Regions from separate parts of the Homo sapiens genome. Here all the other regions are linked to region 5. A link is a contact called in ENCODE Hi-C data. All regions are on one chromosome and are shown on one strand. The core of a region is the stretch at or near the end of the contact, and the rest is flanking DNA. Distances in the headings are between cores, read along the strand shown.

Evidence for each region. Hi-C counts contacts between places; a loop is a spot of excess contacts on that map. Pooled maps may share reads with other maps.
Region 1: a pooled map shows a loop between it and region 5 (6-fold over the local background). The contact joins the promoter of TNFRSF14 here to the promoter of TPRG1L in region 5. A Hi-C loop is called at or near these places in 3 of 37 single-sample maps with no recorded cell type and 9 of 50 pooled maps.
Region 2: a loop to region 5 is called in a map of CD8-positive, alpha-beta T cell, with 4 times the contacts of the local background. The contact joins the promoter of PANK4 here to the promoter of TPRG1L in region 5. A Hi-C loop is called at or near these places in 2 of 168 maps with a recorded cell type or tissue (CD8-positive, alpha-beta T cell and naive thymus-derived CD4-positive, alpha-beta T cell), 1 of 37 single-sample maps with no recorded cell type and 8 of 50 pooled maps.
Region 3: a loop to region 5 is called in a map of ascending aorta, with 2.8 times the contacts of the local background. The contact joins the promoter of PRXL2B here to the promoter of TPRG1L in region 5. A Hi-C loop is called at or near these places in 3 of 168 maps with a recorded cell type or tissue (ascending aorta, cardiac septum and chondrocyte) and 13 of 50 pooled maps.
Region 4: a loop to region 5 is called in a pooled map, with 21 times the contacts of the local background. The contact joins the promoter of TMEM52 here to the promoter of TPRG1L in region 5. A Hi-C loop is called at or near these places in 2 of 37 single-sample maps with no recorded cell type and 5 of 50 pooled maps.

What each region holds. Positions count from the first base shown.
Region 1 is chr1:2,554,297-2,559,294 of GRCh38, reverse strand. TNFRSF14 (TNF receptor superfamily member 14) reads right to left here and starts at 2,924. Exons shown (of 8, transcript NM_003820.4): 1 at 2,562-2,924; 2 at 1,461-1,569; 3 at 827-952. The coding sequence starts at 2,630. It overlaps TNFRSF14-AS1 (TNFRSF14 antisense RNA 1), which reads left to right and starts at 2,284. Exons shown (of 7, transcript NR_037844.2): 1 at 2,284-2,318; 2 at 2,599-4,571.
Region 2 is chr1:2,522,771-2,527,920 of GRCh38, reverse strand. It overlaps PANK4 (pantothenate kinase 4 (inactive)), which reads left to right and starts at 1,325. Exons shown (of 19, transcript NM_018216.4): 1 at 1,325-1,457. The coding sequence starts at 1,334. RefSeq lists enhancers at 578-1,298, 3,818-4,605.
Region 3 is chr1:2,583,563-2,588,709 of GRCh38, reverse strand. It overlaps PRXL2B (peroxiredoxin like 2B), which reads right to left and starts at 1,933. Exons shown (of 7, transcript NM_152371.5): 1 at 1,762-1,933; 2 at 1,415-1,619; 3 at 918-969; 4 at 257-320; 5 at 85-160. The coding sequence starts at 1,824. It overlaps LOC100996583 (a long non-coding RNA gene), which reads right to left. Exons shown (of 4, transcript NR_121638.1): 4 at 4,176-4,585. RefSeq lists an enhancer at 493-1,125.
Region 4 is chr1:1,917,147-1,922,363 of GRCh38, reverse strand. It overlaps TMEM52 (transmembrane protein 52), which reads left to right and starts at 3,085. Exons shown (of 5, transcript NM_178545.4): 1 at 3,085-3,182; 2 at 3,276-3,319; 3 at 3,430-3,471; 4 at 3,933-4,111; 5 at 4,202-4,773. The coding sequence starts at 3,099. The coding sequence ends at 4,482. CALML6 (calmodulin like 6) reads right to left here. Exons shown (of 6, transcript NM_138705.4): 6 at 5,068-5,217. The coding sequence ends at 5,171. CFAP74 (cilia and flagella associated protein 74) reads left to right here. Exons shown (of 39, transcript NM_001304360.2): 39 at 1-407. The coding sequence ends at 77. RefSeq lists silencers at 1-107, 2,849-3,488 and enhancers at 1,721-2,313, 2,314-2,907, 2,967-3,768.
Region 5 is chr1:3,622,568-3,627,255 of GRCh38, reverse strand. It overlaps TPRG1L (tumor protein p63 regulated 1 like), which reads right to left and starts at 2,241. Exons shown (of 5, transcript NM_182752.4): 1 at 1,983-2,241; 2 at 1,741-1,832; 3 at 1,367-1,543. The coding sequence starts at 2,183. It also overlaps a transcript of MEGF6 not described here. RefSeq lists enhancers at 1,205-1,867, 2,848-2,967 and a silencer at 2,168-2,397.

The DNA of each region.
Region 1 (4,998 bases), core at 1,675-4,174, 1.1 Mb after region 5:
AAGTAGACAGGTGCTTTCACAAGAGGGGAGGGGCATGGAACTGGGCATGCAGGTTGAGGTGTGAGCCCCAAATCCCAGCCTACATGCATGAACCCCCAAAGCACTCCAGCTTCCTCTTCTGTTCATGGCTAGCCCACCTGCCCTGTGCCTCCCTGTAGGCTCAGGCCCTGCCCCCAGGTGTGCCGTCAGCCCTGTCCCGCAGGTGCAGTCCTGCCTGGCCGCAGGGAGCACTGGCCATGCTGAGCCTGGCATGAGGCTCCAAGGGGACAGAGCCGTTGGCCGCATGGACAGGCTCTGCGCTCAGTGACTCAAAGGCCACCTCTGGGTCTGGTTCCCCTTTCTGTCTGCCTGGACTCAGGTGGGCACCAGCCTCCAGGTGACCTCTTCCCCTGAGGTCACAGGGGGAACCAATATCTGGAGGAGAAAGGGACAAGAAGCCCTGTGGGGAAGCAGCAGGCCCGAGTGCCGGCCGGAGAGTCCCAGCACCATCCCATTCCACTTTGCAGCTAGGGACGTGGGCACAGGAGAGGTCTGGGCACCCACCCCGGGCACCAGAGGAGCCAAGGACGAGGGATAAGGGTCAGTCGCCAAGCTCAGGATGGCCCACCTGGCGGTGACAAAGTGAGAGGTGAGACAGAGGTGGACGGGGGCCGGAGGCTGACCTCAAGGCGTCCCCTGCAGGGTGCATCCATGGAGATGGGGTTGGGACCTGGCCTGGGGCAGCCGGGGCCTTCCTGGGGCACTGTGGCCATGGAGAGAGGGTGCAGGGTGCGGGGGCATCCAGGCTGCCCAAGCGGAGGCTGGGCCGGCTGTGCTGGCCTCTTACCTGGGTCACACATTTGGCACTGCAGACACTTGCTTAGGCCATTGAGGTGGGCAATGTAGGTGCCTGGAGGGCAGGGTTCACACACTGTGCCCGTCAGCTCCCCGCAGGCCTCCTTCACACGATAACCTGCCGCCCAGAGAGTGGGAACTTCGCAAGTCTGCGGGAGGCCCCTTCGGGAGCCCACCCATCACTCCACCCGCGCCCAGAGCCCAAGCAGGGAGACACCAGCTAAGGGGACTCAAATGGCCCATGAGCCCCACGGGACACAGCAGCCCCATCAGCCATGAGCAGAGCTGCTCTGGGGAAAATCGGAAAGTTCTGGAAGCACATGGGGCCTCCTGGGACACCTGGCCCGGCTCTGGTATGTGCCCCCGAGCCCATGTCTCTGGCCACGGTGGGCCAGCCACGTCTCTCAGACCCACCCCCTGTGCAGTGTGACTGTGAGGGTCCCCCAGGGTGAAGAGTCCAAGCTGCTGGCCTGGGGGTTCTGCCCTCACTGTCTGCACACCTAGCCCCAGGGCTTCATCACACCCATGGCTGTGGGGGCAGAGAACACAGGGGTGTCTGGGGCAGAAGGGGGCAAGAGTGTCTGCCCTCGGCCCACAGAGCTGGCCCGCCAAAGGGCTGCACCTACCTGGACTGCACTTGGGGCAGCACTCGGAGCCCACTGGGTACTCGTCCTCCTTGCAGGACGGCAGAGCTGGGGCGTAGCAGGGGGCTCCCAGGAAGGTGAGATACAGCACCTAAGGGGGTCAGGACAGGCATTGGGAGATGCCCTGGCTGCCCTGTGGGCTCTGCCAGGCTTGGCCCCACAGCCTGAATCTCCCTCTGTGCAATGGGGAGGAGCGGCAGTGCCTGGTAGAGAGGACAGAAGCGGGCCCCAGGCCAGGCTCATGGAACAACCTTGCCGACCGCTGGAGCCCGGGATAGGGTGGGGACCGCCCCTCCTCCAGCCCTGATGACGCTGCCTGGCAGCGCGGAGCCCTGGGAACTGGAACTCTGCCCTCGCCAGGGACCCCACACCCCACACCTGGGAGCATTGAGCCCACTGGGCAGACAACCTGCCGGCCCCCCTGCTGGCCTAGGTTGGACCTGCTGACCCCTGAAGAGCCAGCAGGGGCAGCCAGGGATGGGCCCCAGAGGCTCACAAGCCAGACAGTGGGTGACAGGCTGATCAGGGCCACATCGGGGAGGGTGGCTCTGCCGTGGCCTCGTTCCTGGGCTGGCTGATGGGCAGTCGGGGGCCCCTGATGGGGATAGTGGCTGGACAGGCAGGAGTGCCACATGAGCATGGAGAGTATCCCCACCCCACCCACCTGGGTCCAGCCCCCTGCTGCACACTGATCTTATCACCTGTCACCAAGGTCAGGGCTGCCGGGGAGTTGGGTCACCTGCTCGAGGGCCCCGCCCAGAGACGCCCAGAGACACCCAGCCCCCAGAAGTGCCCACATCCGGCCAAATGGGGGCTCACCAGCTGCCCGTGGACGGAGTGGTGAGTGGGGGACACACGCAGGAGGAGGTCTGCTGGGTAGGGCTGTGGCTCTGCTGCTCACCCCACTGTGGTGAGCCCAGTGCTGGGGGTCTGGGTTGACCCGAGAGCCCCAGGCAGCAGGGGACGGGCTGGACGCCGGAGCCAGCAACGGCCAGGACAGGGGCATGGGGAAGAGATCTGTGGGAGGCCCTGGGGTCAGAACTGGGATCTGCGAGCAGACGGAGAGGAGGCTCGGGGGCTCACCAGCCTCAAGACGTCGGTTTTGGGGGTGGATCTCCAGGGAGGAGGCCCCCAGTCTCCAGGAGGCTCCATGCCTCAGGCTCAGACCGGCAGCTCGGGAACCCAGCTAGCAGGATGAACTCCAGCAGAGGAACTCAGCGCCATTGCTGCGGCTGTGGGCCAGAAGAGAAAGAGAAAGAGAAAGAGAATCCGCCTCGGTGTGACAAGCTGTGCCTCAGAACCCGAGCAGCAGGAGAGTGGGCAGCAGGGGGTGTCTGGCAGCAGAGAGGGGCTCAGGCCTGCTGGGTGGAGCGGCGCTGGGGGACACAGGTGGGCCCTGCGGGAGGCAGGAGCTGTCCAGGCAAAGCCGAGGGGAAGGGCCGGTATGAAGGAGGCGCCCGATGGGAGGGGCGAGTTCTCCCCCTGCACCATTCCAGTCCACTCCGGGTTTCCTGTAGAAGGGGGAGCCCCCCAAAGTCCATCTGTGTTTCCCCACCTCACTCACACACTCAGGGACCCTCGGCTGCTCCCCGGGGCGCTGACTGACATTTTTGCCGAATAAAGGGGCCCTGTGGGTTTCCTGTTCCCATCTCAGCTTCTGCTGAACAGGGTAAACTTCCCTTCCGAATAAAACCACCAGAATGCGGTCTGGCCAATTTCAGTCATAGACCCACCAGGCCTGTGTCCCTGCGTGAGGGGGTGGGAAAAGCCCAGAGTGCCCCTACCCGTCCCCTGGGAGGGGTGGAAGGGCAGCTCTTGCTCCCCCTGCAGAGACGCTGCGCGGACTGGGAAGGCTGCCAGCCTCGCCCGGTCTCCCTGTGGACCCTGCCCTGACCCCACCCCAGCTTCCTGGCTCCCTGCACCCCACTGGGCTTCCCTGCCCCACAGAGCCTGGTGGTAGGGAGACCTCCGGATGGAGACAGCCCACAGTCCCGGAGCCCCAAGGCAGGCACCAGTGAGTCCCTCGTGACGGCCTCGCTCCCTGCATCACATGGAACCTCGTGACCCACGTGACGACGCCAGTGCCCCCGTGGCCCCTTCCTGCTGCTGGACGTGATGCAGTCAATGGAAGCCCAGGTCTGTCACGCACCGCCTGTGCTTGCCCAGAGCAGGTCCCAGTCACCCCCTCTGGCACCGCCTGCTGCACACCAGGAACCCCCACCTCCAGCAAGCCCATCTGCCAGACGCCTGGCCCAGGACCGCCCCCTGCCCCTCGACTGCCCCCTGCCCCTCCTGGTCCTGACTTCAGCCAGGTGACCCCCTCCAGGGTCCAGCCCTGGCCCCTGGGGGACTCAGTGGCATCTGGTGGAAAGGACCTTGGGGATTGCGCCCACCCTCACCTGCAGGAGAGTTGGCAGGGTGGCCAGCCACAGGAATCTGTGGCAGGAGCCCGGGGACCTGCACCCCAACTAGAAAGTGTGCAGCCCTGCAGGCCGGCCCTGGAGAGGGAGCAGGCAGGGGTGAAGTTAGGCCGGCTGTGGTGTGCGACACCGTCCTGTGGGGCCAAGCGTCCCGAGCTCCAGAGGCAGGTGCACTCCTGGCCAGCATCCAGGGTGGACGAGCCCAGACCCCAATACTCTGAGGCAGGGTGGGGGACCAGGTGGCACCCAGTGGAGGAAAAGCCCCCAAGAGACACGCAGGAGCATGGACTCCCACCCCACAGCTGGAGCCTGGGAGAGGAGCCCCATCTGCTGTTTCCCTGGTGCACTCACATCCTGGCCCTCAGCGCCCCCTGCCAGGAATGTCCCCCACATGCAGAGCCATGTGGGTCTTGCAAGGAAGAAGAAGGGGGCCCCTTGCATCCTCCACTCCCGGGGGCCCCAGGAGGGCATGGGGGCTCCAGGGTGCAGGGACAGCACGTTCCCTCACCAACTCCCCAAGAACGCCCAACCTCCAAGAGCAGACACAGCGCCTACACCTGCCGGTACGGGGCTCCAACCCCACTCTCTCAGATACGTCCTCCAGAGTCGTCTCATCCACCCCACCCTGGGGAGGAGGGAAACTGAGGCATGGCAAGAGACAAGACTAACACAGGCATCAGTGAGACTCAGCCCCTCCTGCCCCTTCCTCCATGCCCCTCCTACCCCGACTTCAGCTCCCACACCAAGGCCCCAAGCCTGACATAGGGCCCCAGGTGCCAGGCCTCAAGGGGGCTGAAGGGAGCCCATCTGCCCCACCGAGGGCACAGACAGTGCCAGGTCTTTGCTGAAATGTCACCTCTTCCTTGAGGCCTTCTCTGATTGCTGAGTAAGCCCTGTCCCCGCTCCCTGCTCCCCGTATCCGCCCGCCTCGGCCCTCCGTCCCTTTTCTCCCTTCTCTGTGGCCTGCCCGCTCTCACAGAATGCAGACTCCAGGGGTCCAGGGTGTTACCTCCCGGGCAGCAGGAGGAAATGTCCTGGGCTCCCCACCCAGCGCTCAGCGCCCCCCGCTAAGTACAGCACTCACTCCTTCATCCATTCAG
Region 2 (5,150 bases), core at 76-2,575, 1.1 Mb after region 5:
CAGGGTCCCCCCACCAGACCAACCCAGTGCCTGCCAGTGGTCCCTACCGAGCCCCGGGGTATGGTGGGCAGAGGACAGGGAAGGCCCCCATTCACCTGCATGTTTCCCGCATGTTCAGTGGGCACACAGGTGGGCGCCCCTCATGGAGGGCACCTCCTGCCAGCCTGGCCCATGGCACACCATGCTGCCAGGGGTCTGAGCTGCCAGAGGTCTAAGCCGCCTGGGGTGTGCTCCACTCTTCCACCCAGGCCTCCCTGGGGCAGGCTCCCCCTCCAGAGCCACACACCCACCCCCTTGGAAGACACAGGCAAGGATGCCTCCTCCCTGAAGGCTTGCCCTGCGCACACAGATGCATTATCCCTGGAGTTTGTGCCGCCCCACAGGCCTGTGCTCCCAGGAGCCCTGCCAGGCAGCTGGTGGCATTCTCCACGTGCAGACAGAGGCTGAGGGCCAGAGACATGCAGTAATGACCCCGGGTTACCCGGGAGGGGCTGATCTGTCTGCTTCCAACACTGGGCTTTTTCCCAAGGCGCCCAGAGCCTCTGGAGAAGACGCATCTCTTCATGCCAGCAGGGCTTCCCAGCCACTCACCCTGGAACCCTGGCCTGCCCCACCTATACCCCTGTCCTGGCTCCAGCTGCTTCCAAGGCTTGTTCCTGCAGCCTCCCAGGCACCTGTCTTGCCCACAGGCAGCCTGCCTGGCTTCCCCCGACCACAGCACTTTCCACGGATCGCCATTACAGCACACATCTTCCCTACCCGCAGGTGCATGCCAGGCTGGGGCTCCTCCCAGGTGGGGCAGGGTTCCCCACTCCTCTGGTTTGCATGGGACTTTTAACATTGAAAGTCCCACGCCCCTGGGAAGCCAGGATTGAGTCACCCTAGCAAAGAGCGCATCACATTCGCCCTGGCGTGCAGGGCCAAGCTTACAGCAGGCACTCGCTGAAGGGCAGGGCTCTCTGACAGTCTGCAGACCCACGTGCCCCCTTAGAAGCAGGTGGGCGGCCTCTGCGGCCTCCCTCAGCAGGGCTCAGAGCACTTGAGTTAAGCCTGTGGACAGCGCGGTAAAAGAACATCAGTCCAGATGTTCTGTGCTGATGCGCGATCTCTGGAGGATAACCGCCCGCCCGCCCGCAGCCCCGGGCCTCTCGGACCCCTGCCCAGCACTGGCCCTAGCTCGCCCTGTAGCGGCCGAGACCTCAGAGGCCGGGGGTGGGGGAGGGAAGGGGCGGGGCCGGCGCCTCATTAACATAATCTATGCGAGGGGGCGTTTGGCAGTCAAATATATGCGCATATATCTCCATGGCTGATGAGCTGGCCGGGCACTTTCAAAATGGCGGAGTGTGGAGCGAGCGGCAGCGGGAGCAGCGGGGACAGTCTGGACAAGAGCATCACGCTGCCCCCCGACGAGATCTTCCGCAACCTGGAGAACGCCAAGCGCTTCGCCATCGACATAGGTAGCCGCAGGCCGGGCGCCGGGCGCGGGCTGCGGGGGCGGGCGGGGCGCCGGCGGTGGGCCGGCGAGCGGGGGCGGCGGGAAGGACGAAGGGCGGGGGCGCGGGCCTCGCGCACAGCCTCACGGGCCTTGTAGTCCGCGGGCCCGCGCACAGCCTCACGGGCCTTGTAGTCCGCAGGGTCGCTGATGCGCGGGCTCGGGGCGACGGCCGGACTACAGCTACCGGCAGGCGCCGCAGGGACCAGAGCGGGGCCTGCCGGGCCTGGTAGTTCGCGCGGCCGTCCTGGGTGGCTGGGGGCCGGGGTCCAGCGTTACCCGCCGCGAGGTGGGAGGGTCGGCGGAATTTTATGTCTTCGGCCACATCGGCATCTGGGCGCCCCGGCTCCGCCGCTTGGCTGGTGGCTGGCCTGAGATTTGGGGTCCTTAGTTCTGGTCGAGACGAGGACGAGCTCGGCGGGAAGCCCTTGGCAGAGTGGCCCCGAAAAGGCCGCGCGTTCCCGCGGCGTGGCCAGCTGTGGCCCGCGGGCCGGACAGTCCGTGCACAGGCCCCGCTCTCTGGAGAGTGGACGCCGGGCGTGAGTTCAGGCGGCCGTGGACGTGGGACCTGGGAACTCGTGCCTCTGGTTTAAAAGCCACCCGTGCCTTCCGTGGCCTTTAAGGCGGCCTGCACTTCTGCCCTGGCCTCTCCAGGGTCCGCTGCAGACCCTCCTGCCTGATGGCTGTGCTCTCAGTAATGACGGCGGGCCAGGCTCTGTTCTAGACCTTTTTCCCACGCTCCTGACTCCCGGACACCTCCCAGCCACCTCTAGGGGAGGAACGCGAATTACTCCCTTTTCGCAGATGAGGATACCAAGCCCCAGAAAGGTGAACTAATTTGCCCAGGGTCATCGGGCTAGAAAGTGGCAGAACCAGGATTTGAACCAGCCACTCCCTGCTCTCCTACTCTGCCCATGTTTCAGGCATGAGGGCTTCCTGGGGGCAGCTTCACCTGGAGAAACCCCCCTTGAATAGCCGCTGCGGCTTCACATACCTCTCCCTCTTAGCACTCATCTCGGTCGTAGGCTGAGTCTGCTTGTGTGTGAATCCCACAAGAGCAGCGGTGTGTCTTGTAGCCCCAGCCCCCGAAAAGGATGCCCAACCTGTCTTTGCCGCCCAGTAAATACTGGGATGAATGGGCCTGCCGCTGACTGCTTCCCACCTCCCTGGAAAAGCTGGGACTCAGAGAGACCCAGGCCATTCCCTCTGAGCTGTGTGCTCCTGGTGCATCTGACATGTTTGCTGCTGTGGTGTCCTCGGGGTTGTTGGTGTCATCATCTCTCTGAGATGTCCAGCCAGGGAAGGGTGTCCTCTAGGGAAGTGGGGGGCGATGAGAATGGAAGTAGCTATAGGTCCTGGCTCCCACCTTTCAGTGAGCTTATGGGAGGCAATGCTTCTTAGGGGGTGTGGCCTGGTGCCAGGTATGAGAACGTGTGAGTAGCATCTTTAGGGACCGCTGATAGGACTTGGGACTGACTGGTTATTGGGCTGCAGGTGCTGAGCTTGCAGCCCTAGCCTAGGGGATTGTCTACCGCAGGCCTCACCAGAGGCTCCCCAGCCATGCTTCCCAGCCTTCTGAGACCTTGAGGCCCGGTAGAGCGTGTGCTCTGCAAGGTTCTGCTGCCCTTACACTGGGGGATTCTGTTACTGGAAGCAAGTCGGGATTAAATGTTTCTGAAATGCAATTGCAGTTGACCTGCATAAGTCACTTGGGGAATGGCCAGGAGAACAGGGCTCACCGTGGATGTTCTGTGTGGCCCCGAGAGGCCAGTGAAGCCGCAGAGCTGGGGCTGTCCAGGAAGGGCTGTCGCAGCCCTAGAGGGCCCTGGAGTACCAGCCTGTTCTCCAGGCTGAGCCCAGGGGGTTTCTTGGTAGAAGGATACTCTAAGAGGTCTGTTTAGTGCTGGTATTTATTTCCCCTCTTCAAAGTTTCTCCCTGCGTCTGGGTCCTGTGTCTCTGGTTCTTAAGAGGACCTGTTGACTGATACTGAGAGACCTTTTGTTTGTTACTCCTGACCGAGCTGCTGGGAGGCCACGCTCAGGGTGGGGTGTCTTCAACCCAGGAACCCTCAAAGCCAAAGTGCTTGTCAACAGTGTTGTTTAAAAGCAGGCTTCTCCCATTTCCTCTTCCCTTGCCTGTGTCTGGATCTAGGAAAGCTCACCTGCCCTGTGTTCTGGCAAGCTGTTTTCCTCTCGATGGGACGCTGATGTCTGCTGAGCAGATTCACCTCTTTGAAAGCAGCAGGGACGTTGTATTTCTCAAAACATACTGCAGCTTCGATCTGATTTTAGGTTTCTGCGGGCTGTGGGGAGGGTTCCTCAGAGGCAGGTGAGACAGGAAGGGGCCACGGGGCGGTGGTGTCTGCTTGGCTGTCCTGCCCTCCATTGGTGCCCAAAGAGGAAACACAGGACCAGAGAGAATGGCAGAGGGGATGGGGCCTGTGGGACAGGGAGAACTAGAAGGCCATGGCTCAGATGTGAAGAGCACAGGTGACCAAACCTCTGGGAAGCCCCCTTCCCCCACCAGCTGTTGGCCTCAGGGCCGAGCGCGGGCAGCCCGGAGAGCCGCCAGGAGGCACTCCTGTCACTGCCTTGCCAGGCGCGGTTTGCTGTGATTCCGAGGGGTCCCTGAGCTCAGCCCGGAAGGGTCCCCGCCCGCAGGCGGTTCCCTCTGCTCTAACAGATCTCCCTGCTGTGCGTGCCCCTCGCGCCTCAGGTCCCGTTTTGTCCCCCCGGGTGTGGGGAGTAGGCAGACGGAACACTGGCCTTGCTGGGCCTCTCCGTGCAGGGGTCTCAGGGAGGGAGGATGCGTATCTTGCAGAAACCAACCCACCCCCACCTCTGTCCCAACCCCAGTACATCCTGTTTGGGCATGTATTTAACACAAAGAACCCAGGGCCTGAAACTGGATTTCTGTGACCTGAGAGTTTGTTTATACTGACTTTTGATGAGTCTCTTAAAATAGATCTTCATCCTCTTGCATCATCTGTCGTTTTAGAAAACGATTTATTTACTGAGGTGAGTCGGCGGCATGGTGCATGTTAGTGAGACTCTCCGGGCCCGGCCAGCACTGGGGGCAGGGGAGGGGATAAGGAGGCTTAAAGCCACAGGCTAGGGGATCAGATTGAGCCTGTGACGCGTCCACCAGACTGTACGCCAGCCGTCGGGGAGCCTGCCCTCACCACCAGGCAGGAGGTGCCCTGGGATGGCTGTTGTGGGGCCTGGACACGGTGGGTTTTGCTACATGAACAGCATTGGCTGTTTGCTTGGTGTTTCCAAATCTTTTTACTGACCTGAGTGCTTGTTCTCAGACATCCTTATAGTATTTTGTCAAAAAACAATAATTTGAAAATAACTTTAGCCTCATTACTCTCATGATGTGGGATTTTTGCCTCTTTTTGTCAGGCCCTGTAAGAAATGCACTGTGTTAAGTCACTATAGCACCATCCAGTGCCCTCCGTTAAGTCACTATAACACCACACGGTCCCCTCTGTTAAGTCACTATAGCACCATACGGTGCCCTCTGTTAAGTCACTATAGCACACACAGTGCTCTCCGTTAAGTCACTATAGCACCACACGGTCCCCTCCGTTAAGTCACTATAGCACCATCCAGTGCCCTCCGTTAAGTCACTATAGCACCATACGGTCCCCTCCGT
Region 3 (5,147 bases), core at 684-3,183, 1.0 Mb after region 5:
AGCCAGAGAGAGGGCCTGGGCTGGGCCACCAAGTTCAGCAAGGCCCTCCTTGAGGCAGTGGCCGAGGCCCCTCCCTCGACCCACCTTTGCTGACCACCAGCAGCCCTCCGCTCTGCAGCAGGTCCCCAGACAAGTTCCCCTGGATGCCAACAGCCTTGGCCTGTCAGGAGTGGGTACAGCCTGAGTCAATCCTAGAAGAAAGGCTCCTGGGAGCTCCCACCACCCCCCGGCCTGTACACCCTTGACCCGCACACACCTTGGCAGCCACATCACGCACGGGCTTCCCCAGAGCTGCTGGGAGGATGCTCAGGCTGTTGTACCTGCGAAGACACCAGGTCGCTTGGCCAAACTCCGGAGAAGCCTGGGTCCAGAGCCTGCTCCAGTGTCCATGAGACCAGTTCCTAGGTCAGGCCCCACCCCACCCACCCGCCTCACCAGGGCTCAGAGATGGCACAGGCGACCAGATCAGTAGCCAGCCCAGCCCACCGGCAGGTTGGACACCGAGCCCAGTGGCTGCTAGCCGAGGGTCCACAGAGGGTGCAGGGAGCATGGATGGGGCCCCAGGCTGGGTGTGCCCAGGGATCTGGCTCAGCTGGCAACTGCCAAGCAAAGGAAGCAGCCTGTGGCACAGACACCAGAAAGCTAGGATGGCCCCTGATGGGCCACGAGGCTCCACCCCACGAGGTGGTCTGGACACCGAGAGTAAGCCCCGGACGAGGTGGCTCATTACAGTCACCCAGCACCCAAGAGAAGGCCTGGCAGAAGGGCTGGTCAACAGTGCCACCAGAGCCGCCTTGCCCAGGAAGGCCCGAGTGGACAGCACCACAGAGGGCAGCAGGGAGAGGAGGTGGCAGGGAGCGGTGGGAACCCCTGGGCCCCCCACCCCACGCTACCCAAGGGTTCCCGCCCCCACTCACCGCTTGAAGCCTAGCTCCTTGTAAAGCTGCTTGCTCTCATCCAGGTAGAGCTCTGGAAAGCGGAAGCCACATGTGTGTGCCCCAGGCGCAGAACCAGCCCCCAACCCACTCACCACAAAGAATCGCCCTCCTCCTTCCGACCCTCTGTTCCTCTGCCCACCCTCCGTGCTCAGCCCACCCCCGCAGGGCAGGGAGGGGTAAAACGGGGCTGAGTGTCCCCCCTCCCCTCAGAAGAGGGGCTGAGTCCCAGAGGCAACAGGTGGAGCCGGCGGGGCAGAGCTCGTCCAGACTCTGCTGCTGGGCCCAGGTCTGTGCAGGGCACCACCCAGCCACCAGCTGCGGGGCGGGGAGGCAGGGAGAGATGAGGGACGCTGACCCGTGGGCATATCAAGGCCGCTCCAGCAGACAGAAGGGCCGGGGTTGGGCAGGAAAGGGCCCCGAACGCCCTGAGCTTAGGGAAGGGTATGTGCGCCGCCGCGGCGGGGAACAGGACGCACCTCCCGCGAAGTAGTCGCCGTCCAGGAACTCCTGCAGACCCAGGGCCTCGGGCCCTACGCCCACCAGGCGCACGCCGTGTTGGTCCAGGAGCCCAGCAAGGCTGCTGAGGTCCTGGGCGATCCAGCGGCACACCACGCACCCGAAGCGCCGCAGCCCGGCCACCACGCACGCGTGCTCCCGCCACAGGCTCCGCAGCTCCACGGCCTGCCGGGCGGCTGGGTCATGGGCGCGCCCCGTTGCCCCCAGCCCCGCCCAGGCCCCGCGGCCCCCACCACCCCATCGCTGCCAGGACGCCCGGGCAAGGAGCCAGGGACGCGCCCACCGCCCTGCGTCCACCCGGCCTCACCTCCCCGGTCACCGCATGCTTCAGGATGCACGCGCCCACGCGAGCAAGGTCCACCGTGCTCATGGCGGCCGCTGCCAGCCCTGGTTCCCGGCTCCCCGACTCCCTGTTCCCCGCTCCCGGCTCCTCGCTCCTGGATCCCCGCTCCCGGCTCATAGATCCAGCCCCAAGCCCCGCCCCGAGATGCCCCGGTCCCGCCTTTCTTGCTGCCGCCGAGGCCCCGCCCCTTCGGGCTCGTCTCCGCCCCGGGCCCGCCCCCAAGATGGCCGCAGCGCGCCCCGGCCACGCCCCCGACCGCACCCCGAGCCCTGCTCCGCCCCCTCGGATTCGCCCCTAGTCCCGCCTTGTTTCCCCTCCTACTCCAGGCCAAGCCTCGAGATCGCGGCGCCAAATCCTGGGTCCGCCTGCTTCGGTCCCTCCCGCCTCCTCAATCCGGGCCTTGCGGGACAGTTGCTGTCCCGCGTCCTGGTCCCGCCCCTAGCCCCGCCTCTCCGTTGGGCCGCCGACTTGGACCCCGTCGGCCATTGGCGCAGCAGGCGGAGCTGGGCGGTGCGGCCCTCGGTGCGCGGTGCGCCTGTGCGGAATGCGGCGGGAGGCGGGCAGCCGGCTCGGGGTCGTCCCGGGGGGCGCCGGGGAGCGGCTGGGTACGGTGGGCCCAGGGGTGGTCCAGGGAGCGGCGGGGGTCTCCCTGCGGCCTCGCGCGAGACTGGGCTGGACTCAGGGTTGAGGGGAGAGGGTGAGCGCAGGGGTCGCGGGCATAGGGGACCGCGGGCCGGGGTCTCCCGCGGGGCGGGGGTCCCAGCAGTGGGGGGCGGGGGGGTGCGAGGGCTTAGCCTTTCCACGTGGCCTGGTTTTCGCTTGAAAATCCCCGCAAATGCGGCAGCATCTCAATTATACATGGACGCGATGTCTTTAATCATGAAATACTGTTCATGTCGTGCCGGTTGCATATCAGCTTTTAACCCGCCAAACCTTGGGGCGAAATAGACCCCGGGGAGATAAGCACAGCTCCCAGAAGTGCACTGCGGGTCAGGTGCCTGGCAGATGCGTCCTGTTCCTCCCCCACTGCAGCCCTGTGATAGCTTTTGTCACCGAGTTGGGGTGAGGGCCGGGTCACAGCTTCACCCGGCCTGGGCTCCCACCTGAGCGGGCCCGGCCTGGCAGAGTCTGTGCTGCTGGCACGGGTCCTCACTCCCCAGGCCCCAGGACAGCTCCAGGGGCCTGGGCGGGCTGGAGAAGGAAGGGGGAGCCCCCACACTGTATTCCAAATAAAGAGAGGCCCCGGGGGGGTGCTGCTGCTTCGCCTGTGCCCTCGCCCTGGGGTGGTGAAGGTCCAGACTGCGAAACGGAAGTCGTCACTATGTCAGAAAGGGCAAAAAGCAAAACAAGGAAGGGGAAGCACTAGGAGGGAGGAGCTGTGGCAGCTCCAGAGCCCAGGAGTGCAGCCCCCAGAGACCAGGGCTACCCCTCTACCGTCTCGGGCTGTGCAGGAGGGGCCCTCTACCCTCTGGAGTTGTGCAGGAGGGGGCCCCTCTACCATCTGGGGCTGGGCAGGAAGGGCCCCCCCCCACCGTCTCAGGCTGTGCAGGAGGGGGCCCCTCTACTGTCTCGGGCTGTGCAGGAGGGGGCCCCTCTATCTTCTGGGGCTGTGCAGGAGGGGGCCCCTCCACTGTCTCAGGCTGTGCAGGAGAGGGCCCCTCTGCCGTCTGGGGCTGTGCAAGCAGTGAGCAAGCTGCCGCCTCCTTGGGAGCTGGGATCCCAGACGGGATTCAGCCATTTTCAGAGACGTTCCCAGAAACGAGAATGCGAGATCAATTCCTCGCCTGGCATCTCCCACCAACGCCATCGCTGCAGGAGCCTCACTGGAAGCCAACGGGCAGAGGAGAGTGGGAAAGGAGCTTGCAGCCTCCCAGCTCCAGTGATGCAGAGCAGAAGGTGGCTGGGAGGCTGAGAAGCCATAAGAAAATAGCAGGGCCAGCCCATGTGGCCGCTCAGATACATGCTATGTGTGTGTTTGCATATGTAGGGGCTGAAAAACTCCACCTCCATCCTTTTGAGGTCCTGGCTGGGCCCAAGAGTTAAATCAAGATAAGACAGATCATCATGCCAGTGTATTTGATTAAAGTTGGATGTGGCTCAGGAGCCCTCCTAAGGAAGTGAAGACCCAGTGAAGCAGACTCAGTCGTGTGCTGAGTTGGACAGAGAACAGTGAGGTTTGAGGAAGCAGCTAGATGATGTGGGGGGCTGAAAAGGTGAGAGGCATTTTATCAGGGACTGTACAGCATTTGCTGGGTCTCAGCTTCTCATCCTTGAGGATCAGAGCTTTCTAGTGTAGGGAGAGCATCTTTCACCTGGGAATTTCATCTTCTGCTTTTAAGAAACACAAGAGAGATCAGAATGATCTTTTTGCACCTGTTATTGTTTTAACTGCCTTTAATTCCTAATAGTGACTATGCCAGAGCAGCCTATTTTGGGGTGGCACCTTCTTAACTCTGCATACTGTACATATCTGGCACACATCATTTAAAGTAAATAGACAGGCTTGCTTACTTTTTACTCAAGTGCAACATAATTCAGAAAAGTGCAGACATGCTCAGTAGACAGCTCCTTCTACACGCCTGTTGACTTTCTTTCATCAATGACATATTGGTCGGCTCTTGCTAGGCTGTGTTGCCAAAACAACTCGCAAGCCTGGGTCGATCACAGCAACCAAGTTTCCCCTCCCACTCAGGTTTCTTGTCGGCCACGGGTGGCTCAGCTTCTGATGCCTCCTTCGTTCTGGGGTCCAGGCTGAGCAAGCTGTGGCTCTCTGGAACATGCCGTTCTCCTGACAAGGGAGGACATGGAGGAGAGATGGAGAAACCATGCCACACTCTCCCAGCGGCCATGCACAGCTGGGATGTGTCGCTTGCACTCCCATGTCACTGGCCAGAGCAAGTCACATGGCCAAGGAGGGGCAGGGAAGAGCACTTCCTCCTCCAGGTGGTGCCAGCTCTGGGACTGGGTTTTAGCTTTCCTTACAAAGGAAGAGCTGGCCCGTTACCGCAGCAGGGATGCTGACAGAAGACGTGAAACTCCGGGGTCAGAGACAAAGGACTTTTTCATTCATGGCGTGGCAGGCAGGTGCTCACCTGTGTGTTTGGTCTTATCCCCTTGCCCCCAAATTCCACGGGTGCCATGTGGGTAGGCCTGGGTGGGCACTGCACAGTCAGTAGGTTTGCGTGGCCACTGAGGAGCCCTGCACTGGGGGAGTCAGCTGTTTCTGCAGCAAGCAGTGAGCAAGCTGCTCTTTGTCCCTAGAGGACTCTCAGGGCAAACCACCCTGAGAAATGGGGGAGGGTACTCAGGGCCTGCATTCCTGGCACACCCTGTGAGAGGTGGGGGGCACG
Region 4 (5,217 bases), core at 1,836-4,335, 1.7 Mb after region 5:
CCCTGCTGCAGCTAAGGGGGGATGTGAAGGAGACCTACAAGGTCATCTTTGTAGCCCAGGTGTTGACTGGCCCCTAAGCCTCTGCACAGAGCACCCTCGGGCCCTCCTGTCCACCCTCAAAGCCCTCCCCAGGCTGAGGGCCAGGTCATACTACCCTAGAGCCTGGGACCTGGCCATCCTCTGCCAGATTCCAATAGGCCGCCCTCCACATGGCGCCACGGCCACTTCCTGCTGCCCTGGACCCCGCAAGCCCAGGGACATCCAAGAGCACCCCTCCTGAGACCCCAGACTCAGAAGCAGCGAGAAGGCCAGGCCAGCCCTCAGCCATCCTAGCCAGACCCCCTCAGAGCCCCCAGCCCCCAGGAGAGCCCTCCACAGCCTGTCAATAAATTTTTTGTAGGCCAACACATGCAGCCTGCAGTGTGGGTGACAGCAGGTTATTCCCTGGGGTGAGCACAGAATGGGAGGTGGGGACAGAGCCCTGGGGAAGCAGCCCCTCCCCTCACAGCCATGACACCCGCTTTGCCTGGCAAGGGCCTCCTAGAGTGGGGCCATCCTGCAGGACACCTGTGGGGAGGCCACCCTGACCCAAATTCAAGGAGAGCCCCCAAGCCTGGCACCCTGAGCAGCAGCAGGCAGCCCAGAGGGCCGGGGTACAGCTAGAGCTGAGGCTGACCCAGAACCGAGGGGCCTGGGTGGTGGGGAGGGCAGGGCTGCAAAGCCCAGGGCAGGCCCCGGGAACCTCCAGACTTTTCCCAAGTTCCAGGACCCCGGATGACCCCAAGCAAAGGTGAGCAGACGGTGGGGACCCCCCAGCCTACTCATGCCCTCCCCTCCACCCAGCAGGGGCCAGGTGAGGCCCAGCTCCTGCACTGAAGTCTCTATTTGTCTGAGATAAGTCTGGGCTCGGCTTTCTGGGCTCTGACCCACCCTTCAACAGAGAAGACCCCTCGCAGCCCGTGAGATGCTCCTGAAGCTCAGAGTGGTGCCTGCACCCCAACCCTGCCCTCTGGAGTCTGGCTTGTTGGACGCTGTCCCCACAGAGCCCACCCAGCCTGGCCCTCCTGTCAGTGCAGCACACCCACTGTGCCACCCCAACCAGCAGCCACCAGCAGACTGTACGCAGCCTTCCCTGGCCGGGTCGGGGGAGCAGATGGTGCTTCTGGGAGCTTTCCTGGGCACAGGCCTCAGGGACGCCGGTCTTGAGCTGCCTGCCCTCACCCCCAGCCCCCCAGGGCCCACAGTGCCTAGGAACTTGCCATTGCCCCAAACTTCAAGCCAGTGACATTGACCCCGCAGTGGCGTTTTGCAGGATTTCTGTCCAATGGGTCCCTTGCTGCCCTTCCTGCGGCCGACCCACCATGGCTCAAGCTTGCGCCACACCAGATGGGAGGGGAAGGCAGGTTCCGCCAGGTCCAGGCCAGGCCCCGGCCGCAGGAGGAGGTGCTACTGGATGGCAATGTTTCCTGAATAGGCCCCTCTCTTCTAAACCCTGACCCGACTCTCCTGCTGGCAGGCCTCTGGTACTGAGTGGCGAGGCCCGCCCAGCTCCTGCGTGGGGGCCGTGCCCACACCTTCCGGAACTCGGGGCTGTGGCCTCAGGCTGTGCTGTGCACATGCACTCCCATTCCCACTCCCGTGCTGGGCCTCCACGACCAGTGCAGTCAATGTGGCAGGAAGAAGGGCCAGGGGCTGGGGGAGCTGGGCAGGCAGGAAGGGCCCTTGAGGACCGTGGCACAGGCCTTGGGAGGTGAAAGGCAACTTCAGGCAGAGCCCAACAGTGGAAGGAGTGATGCAGTGAAGGGGCAGGTATGGGCAGAAGAGCCACGCAGAGGAGGCCCTGCCCTCCAGGGTCACTGCCCTTGTGGTAGGGGTGGGGGACACTGAGCAGCGCCCACATGTGGAACAGTTCTGAGCAAGGGGTGCATGCCCCTCCTGCAGTAAGATGGACCCTGCCCCTTGCTGTGCTGACCACCTCCCTTAGCCTGACCACCAGAGAGACGGTGTGCTGTTGGTCCCACGGGGAGCAGAGGGCACCAAGAGCCTAACAGGGCCCCTGGCCTGGTGGCAGAGGGATAAGGGTCTGGGGTCCCCCTGGAAGAAATGGCCCCAGGCCTGCCCCTGCACAGGGAGCAGCAGACATTGCAGGCTGAGGGAAGGGCACTGGGCTCCCTGTGGCCCTCGGGAATGGAGGTCACATTCCCCAGGTGGGGCATGGCCCCCAAGGCCAAGTGCTTTGGGAAAGTGGTCTGCACCCAGCGCCTCAACAGCCCAGAGCCAGGGCCAGGCTCCAGCCCCCTGGGCCAGCCCCCAGACAGCGCCTGCAGCGCAGGTCCACAATCAAGTGTCCAAACACCAAGTTCGGGATGCCCAGCATCTTGGTGGCGTTACCCTACAGTCCACCTGGAGCCCGCCTGCGAGACTGGACCCGAGGGACCACACCCAAGGCAGCCACGACTTTCCAGGCCAGCTCCCGAGGGTCCCCGGGCCACGCCCAGACCAGCAGCAGAGCAGGCCACGCTCGGCCGAGGTTAAGGCGCCGTGCCCGGGCTGAGGACGAGACCCACCGTCGCCTCACGAGTCTGGGCCAGGTGGAGCTGCGGGGTAGGGCTTGTGGCGGACAAGCCCTCTGAACACGTTGGGCGTGGCCCAGTGGGAGGGGATTGCGCTGAGCGGGGTATGGTGGGCGAGGCTTACGTTGGGCATGGGGCCAGTGGGCGGGGTTTGCATTGAGTGGAGGCCCAGCGAATGGGGGCGTCTCGTGGGCGAGGGCTCCTGTGGGCGGGGCCTGCGGCGAACAAGGCTTGCACTGGGCGGGGCCCAGTGGGCGGGGTTTATGCTGCGTGAGGCGTCCTGTGGGCGAGGCCTGCGACGAACGCGGTTTGCTCTGGGCGGTGCCCGGAGGGCGGGGTTTACCCTGCGTGGGGCGTCCAGTAGGCGTGTGCGCCTGTGGGCGGGGCCTGCGGCCAGCGGGGCCCGGTGGGCGGGGTTTACTCTGAGCGGGCGTTCTGTGGGCGTGTCATGTGGTGGGTGTGTCCTGTGGTGGGCGGGGCCCCATAAAGCCGCGCCGCCGGGCTTTGCTCCAACCTCCTCAGAGCATGGCCCGGGGGCCGCTGGCCGCCCGCGGACTGCGGCTGCTGCTGCCGCTCCTGCCGCTCCTGCCGCTCCTGCCGCTGCCGCAGGTGGGTCGGGCGGCGTTCTCTCTCGGTTCGGCCACCGCGGGGCGGGTCCCTGCTCGGACCACGCCCCTCCCGGGCTCACCCTTGTCCCCACAGGTGGCGCTGGGCTTCGCGGACGGCAGCTGCGACCCCTCGGACCAGTAAGTCGGGGGGGAGGGAGCCGGGGCCTGGCCCCGCCCTATGGGGAGGCACGGGTGGCGAGGTCGGCCGTCCCATGCCCCGCCTGCTCCAGGTGCCGCCGTCCCCACAGGTGCCCGCCCCAGGCCCGCTGGAGCAGCCTGTGGCACGTGGGGTAAGTGGAGGCCGCGGCGGAGCCGTGCGTCCGACGGTTCTGGGGCGGGGGTCACCGGGGCCAGGCCCGCCAGGCCCTTACCTCACCAGGCCGCCTCCGCTGTCGCCCAGTCCCGGCCGCTGGCGGGAACTGACCTGGAGCAAGCAGGACCTTCCCTCCCACCTCTCCCGCCTGGCCTCCGCGGGAGTCCCCTACGATCCCGCTCAGCAGTGGGGCACTCGCTGAGGACAGCGAGTCCTGGGAGTGAGCCCAAGGCCACCCCTGGCCAGCCCAGGAGAGATAGCCAGGGCAGGCCCAGCAGCCCGAGGCCAGGCTCTGGCCACGGCGGTCTCCGACATGGAGAGACATTGTCTGCTTTTTATCCTGTTAACCTGTCTTCGGTGGTTGTGCCACGACATTCCCCAGGGTGCAGGTGCCCGGTGGCCGAGGGTCAGTCCAGTGGTAGAGCCTTGCTCTCCTAGGCTCATCCTGCTGGCGGTCCTCCTGCTTCTGCTGTGTGGTGTCACAGCTGGTTGTGTCCGGTTCTGCTGCCTCCGGAAGCAGGCACAGGCCCAGCCACATCTGCCACCAGCACGGCAGCCCTGCGACGTGGCAGTCATCCCTATGGACAGTGACAGCCCTGTACACAGCACTGTGACCTGTGAGTGCCTAGGGGCCCGCCAGTTGAGGGTGGAGATGGCGGGGGTAAATGCCAAGCCCGCCTCCACGAACCCACTCTGGTTCCCTGCAGCCTACAGCTCCGTGCAGTACCCACTGGGCATGCGGTTGCCCCTGCCCTTTGGGGAGCTGGACCTGGACTCCATGGCTCCTCCTGCCTACAGCCTGTACACCCCGGAGCCTCCACCCTCCTACGATGAAGCTGTCAAGATGGCCAAGCCCAGAGAGGAAGGACCAGCACTCTCCCAGAAACCCAGCCCTCTCCTTGGGGCCTCGGGCCTAGAGACCACTCCAGTGCCCCAGGAGTCGGGCCCCAATACTCAACTACCACCTTGTAGCCCTGGTGCCCCTTGAAGGAGGTAGGAGAACGGACCAGAGCTTGGAGAACTAATGCTTGGAGCCAAGGGCCCCAGCCCACCCCACCGTCCCACACATTGCTGTGGCCCCAACCTCGGTGCCATGTTACACCGGCCCCTGGCGTCACCCACTAGGCAGGCTGCTGCTTTCAGCCTCAGCCCCTGGCCCAGCCCCAGCAGGCCCTCAGCCTGGAAGAGGCCCCTTGGGCCTAAGCCTCGGGTGGGAGCTCAGGGCCACCTGTGACGTCTGCATCTTCTTGGAGAGAGAATAAAGTTTGTATTTAAGTGGTCTCTGCCTATGTGGGAAGGACTCTGGGACTCCAGGGCTCTGGGAGGAACCCTTGGGCAGCCAACCCCCAGTGCAAGCAGGAAGGGCGAGCGTGTGGTCCCCGGCCTGTACCCAGTCCAGGTTTCAGGCTGGCATTCCTAGCCCTGAGCTGGGCAATGGGTGGTGTCAGGTGTCGTGGCAGAAATGACTGGGGCTGTTTCTGTGACTGGGCCAGGAAAACTCTTTTCCTTCTCCAGCCCCACGCCTTTGCCTGTTGCCCCCCAACCCAGGCTGGGACAGTGAGGCACACACAGGTTGGGCTGGAACATTTATTTTACACGGAGCCGGGGGAGTGGGGGCCAGGGGGCAGGGGCAGCAGCCTTCCCGGGCAGGCCTCCCCCGGCTGCGGCAGCTGCACCTACTGGATCAGCTTGAAGGACTCCCCCGTCATCATGGCCACAAACT
Region 5 (4,688 bases), core at 992-3,491:
TCGCTGCATCCTCCACCTCCTGGGTTCAAGCGATTCTCCCAACTCAGCCTCCGGAGTAGCTGGGATTACAGGCATGCACCACCACACCCAGCTAATTTTGTATTTTTAGTAGAGACAGGGTTTATCCATTTTGGTCAGGCTGGTCTCAAACTCCTGACCTCAGGTGATCCGCCCGCCTCAGCCTCCCAAGGTGCTGGGATTACAGGCGTGAGCCACCGTGCCTGGCCGGCCTGTGGTTTTTAGTAGTAACTTCAATCTCCACTAACAATTGCTTTAAATACTGTGGGTATAAATATGACAAATTAGGTATATTTTGGTTATTAAATGTATTATTTTGGTAATCTTTACATGATTAAAAATTAATAAACAGGAATACTGGCTGGGCACGGTGGCTGACATCTATAATCCCAGCGCTTTGGGAGGCCAAAATGGGCGGATCTCTTGAGCCCAGGAGTTTGAGAACAGCCTGGGCAACCTAGCAAAACCCCATCTCTACAAAAAATACAAAAATTAGCTGGGTGTGGTGGCGGGCACCTGTAGTCCTAGCTACTTGGGAGGCTGAGGTGAGAGGATCACTTAAGCCTAGGAGGTGGAGGATGCAGTGAACCAAGACTGCACCACTGGTGCCTGGGTGACAGAGTGGGACTCCGTCTCAAAAAAAAAAAAAAAAGGGAATAATTATAGATAGGCTAGCCAAATGAGTGAAAAGGAAGTGTAATCTTCCTTTTCCTTATGTCATATTAAATGTTTTAACCAAAAGGTAAAATTTTTATTTTAGCTTCCTGAATCCCCCATCCAAATCTCTCCATCAAAAACCCAAGTTCTACAGCTTAACTGACTGTAGTAATGTTTAGGTTCCTCACGTCAGAAAATTATCCTACAGCAAAAAGATCAACTCCTGAAAGCTGGTCATTAAATATTTCCAAATTTGTCTTTTAGTGGTATCTATAAATTACAACGGGACCCTCCATTTCTCTTTAAAAAATTAGCCAGAGCAAGACTTGATGTGTCATATGCAATCTGTCCCTGGCTGGAGAAAAATGCAGAGTTTGGACTTTTCCTGAAGAACATCCAAGTTCCTTTTTAACACGCTGGGCTCTACTTCAATGCATCCTGAACTCATGTAAGTCTTTTTACTACCAGCCTAATAGCTGCCTTCTGTGCCAGAATTCCTTTTAATGCACTCAATTGCCCAGAAGTCGCTTCTTTTTAAGGAACTTCCCATTGATATTTGGAGCTGGAGCCTTTGTGCTTATAATTAATGACAGAGAAGACACACCGCTTGGGGGGCTGATTTAAAAGGGCTGAATTGTAAGGTCCACTCTGGTGCTTAGGTCCAGTGATACTGGACTCTGAACAGGCTTACTTGTTGAGCGATTTAGGGGGAAACTGGAATTCTCCGTAGGAAATGGTGTCTACTGCGTTGAGCGCTATCCGCACCACCTGCTGGCACTGGAGACTGATGAAGTCGTATTTACAGATAAGCAGGGACTGCTCCGTGACCAGCACCAGCCGCTCCTTCTCATTGTTCCAGTGATCCACCCTGTAGGCAGAGGAGGGGCCTCAGTCCACACTGGACGCGGCTGTCTCGACTTAGCCAAGGCCAGCCCGCCTGGAAGGGCAGCAGGGGCGGCACGGGGCGCCTGAGCGTGGCACGAGCACCCCGGGAAGTCCTCGCAAGGTGCTGCGCGGCGGCTCGGGGCGAGTCCCCCCACCAAGGAGAGCGCAGCCCCGGCTTACTCGGTAAGCAGCCACACTCCCTGGATCTCGCCGTCCTCCACGGGCCGCACCACCACGCGGATCTCCTCCACTGCCTGCTCGATGCTGCCGGGCTGGGCGGGTTGCGGGGTGGGGGACGGGGGCAAAGATCACAGGTCACAGCTCGCTCCCTGCGGGACCGCCCGGCGCCCGCCTCCGACCCCACCCGCCCCCATCCCGCCCCGCGCCCTCGGCCCCCGCCCCGGCCCTGGCCCCTGCCTCACCCGGAACACGAAGTACTCCTTGACGCGGGCGCGGCGCGTGGGGTCGTGGATGCTGAGAGGCCAGAGTGTCTGGCGCAGCGGCGTCCCCGCCCCCGGCCGCCCCCCGCCCGGGCCGCCGCCTGCCCCCACCTCCTCGCCGGCCGCCAGCACCGCCGTGGGGCTCGTACCGGCCGAGTCCACCGAGTCCCGCAGTTGCAGCATTGCCGCACCCCTTACCGACCCCGACCCTGACGCCGACGCGACCGCCGTCGCCGCAGCCACCGCCACCACCCGGCCGCGCCCCCGGCCCCGCCCCGCGGACCGCCGCGATTGGCTCCGCCTTGCCGGCCCCGCCTCTGGCTCCGCCCCTTCCCGCGTCCGCCGACCCTCGGGATTGGCTCTCCTCCTGCCGTTTTCCGCGATTGGCTCTGCCCCGCCGCCGTTCACAATCGCTCCCGCCCCTCGCCGGGCCGGAAGCGACCGTCACGCGCAGGCTCACTTCCTGTTTACACAACGAGAAGGGGCGGGGCCGAAGCCGGTTGCCAGGGTGTCGCGGAGCGGCTGGGAAGGAGGGGCTGGGAATCTTGGAGCCCCTTGGCCCGCGGGGAAAGCGGGTGACCCGCCCTGCAAGTGGGATGCCCCCTTCGGCCTTCTGGAGCGCAGGTGGGGGCGCGCGCCCATCGGGGGCTCGCACTGCACGGAGGGTCGCGGTGCCGGGGAGCTGAGGTTGGAGGATGCAGGGCGGCGGCCCTGGTGCACCGTGGGGGAGTTCGCACGCCGGGCAGCGATCTTCTGCCGGGACCTGGCGTTCTTCACACACGGCTTATTCGTGACGGATCCACAGAGCAATGCACTCTGAAGCCGGAGGGTAGAAAGTGCTGGAATGCGCGCCCGGGCCCAGGCTGTCGCGAGCCTTCAGCAAGCCAGTGCACACAGAGAGGGCTGCCCAGAGATCCCGGTCAGCGCTCGCAGTTCGAGGTGGAACATGTGTGTGCCCTGCGCTAGCCCCAGCTCCCGGAGGTGCCCCCAGCGCGTGTGGAGGGGGGCGGTGAACGGACCCGCAATCTGGTGGAGGCTGCGGGAAGGAGGCGCAGAGTCCAGGGGTCAGGGTTACCTTCGGGCAGGAGGACAGATCCCTCTGCTCGGAGGTGAGGAAGACACACGAGGCGAGGTGCACACAGGCGAGGAGAGTGAGATGGGGGGAGAATGAGGAGTTCAGGATACATCTGTTTACTTCAGTCAGGGAGTGGGGATGGAGCGGAGTATTTGTAAAGATGGACGGTTTAGAATCGCCGGGATGAGAACCGGGCAGGGAGCTGATCAGGGAAGGGCATGGGGATCTCTGAGCAGCTGGGAGACCCCAGGGAAGTTTGCAGTGGCGCCTCCCACGCGGCAGCTGGGGGAGTGGAAGAAACCAATGCTGGCTGGTCTAGATGGAGGAGTTTGCTGGGTAGCGGTGGTCAAAGACCAGAGAGAAAAGGGAGGCCAAAATCCTAGAGGGAGTGTTGCCCAAGAATGGTGGAGTGCAGGGATTCTGCCCCACTTGCCAGCAGACAGGCCAGGCTGCCAAAGTTGCATGGGCGCTGGCAGAAAGACCCAATACCCCTGGAGTCAGAGAGGAAAGACTACAACAGGAAACGGGCGACGCTGGTGTGCCCAGACGCATGTTGCACCACAGCGGGTGCACTACAAAACAGGACCCTGGATCCTGTGGACCAATGTGGTCTTTGTCCCACAGGGAGGCTGTCTCCCCGGCAAGGGTGCCCACTGCAAGCACAGGCGTGAGAAATGGCCCAGAAAAGAGTGGTCAGGGCAATGTGTTCTTGGCACGCCCAGCAAGACCTGCCAGAGGGACCTACAGACGAGTGTCTCCCAGCTATCTTACCAGCGGGGACCTTGAGGTCCAAGTATCCAGTCCGGTTAGAAATGGCCGCGGATCCAACAGGTGCTGGTGAGTGGGAGAATACCCCTGAGGGAGGAAGAACAGAGGCCGGGAGGGAGCTGAGTGGATGTAGATGAGAAATACCTGGACAGCTGCAAGCTGTAGTCAGTGATGGGCAACTGGAACCAGAGATTCCAGAGAGAGGGAGGGAGAAAGAGGGAGGAGAAGGGAGAATGAGAAAGAGAGGGAGAGAGAATGGGGGGGAGAAAGAGGGAGAATGGGGGAGAGAGGTAGGAGCAAGTTCTGGACCACGCCAAGGATGGAGCTGTGGTCCTGGAACCAGATGTCCAGGGAATGGGATGAAGTGACACTGGCTGGGGCCGAGGCTGCAGACTGCTGGTGGGAGCTGGCAGGACAATGAGGATTCTGAACCAGGTGCCTGAGCCTTCTGTGGATATGGGGAGTGACTTGGATGTCTATAAATTCCAGAAATGATAGGAGGGATAGATGATGGAGGGACTGTATTTTAGACAATAAACAAATTTCACTCAGTATGGATGAGTTTCCTGGGGCTTCTGTCACAATGCATCACAAACTGGTTTTAAAAACAACAACTGTTTTAAAAACAACAGAAACGTGTTTCCTCATAGCCCTGGAGGCCAGAAGTGCAAAATCAAGGAGTGTGCAGGGCCATGCTCCCTCTGCAGCCCTGAGGGTTGACGCATGTCTTGCTCTGCCAGGCCTGCTTGGTGTCCTGGGCTTGCTCATGCACTGCTCCCATCCCTGCCTCCATCTTCACACGACCTTCTCCAGGTGGGTCTCTTCTGCAACATCCCTGTTGGATT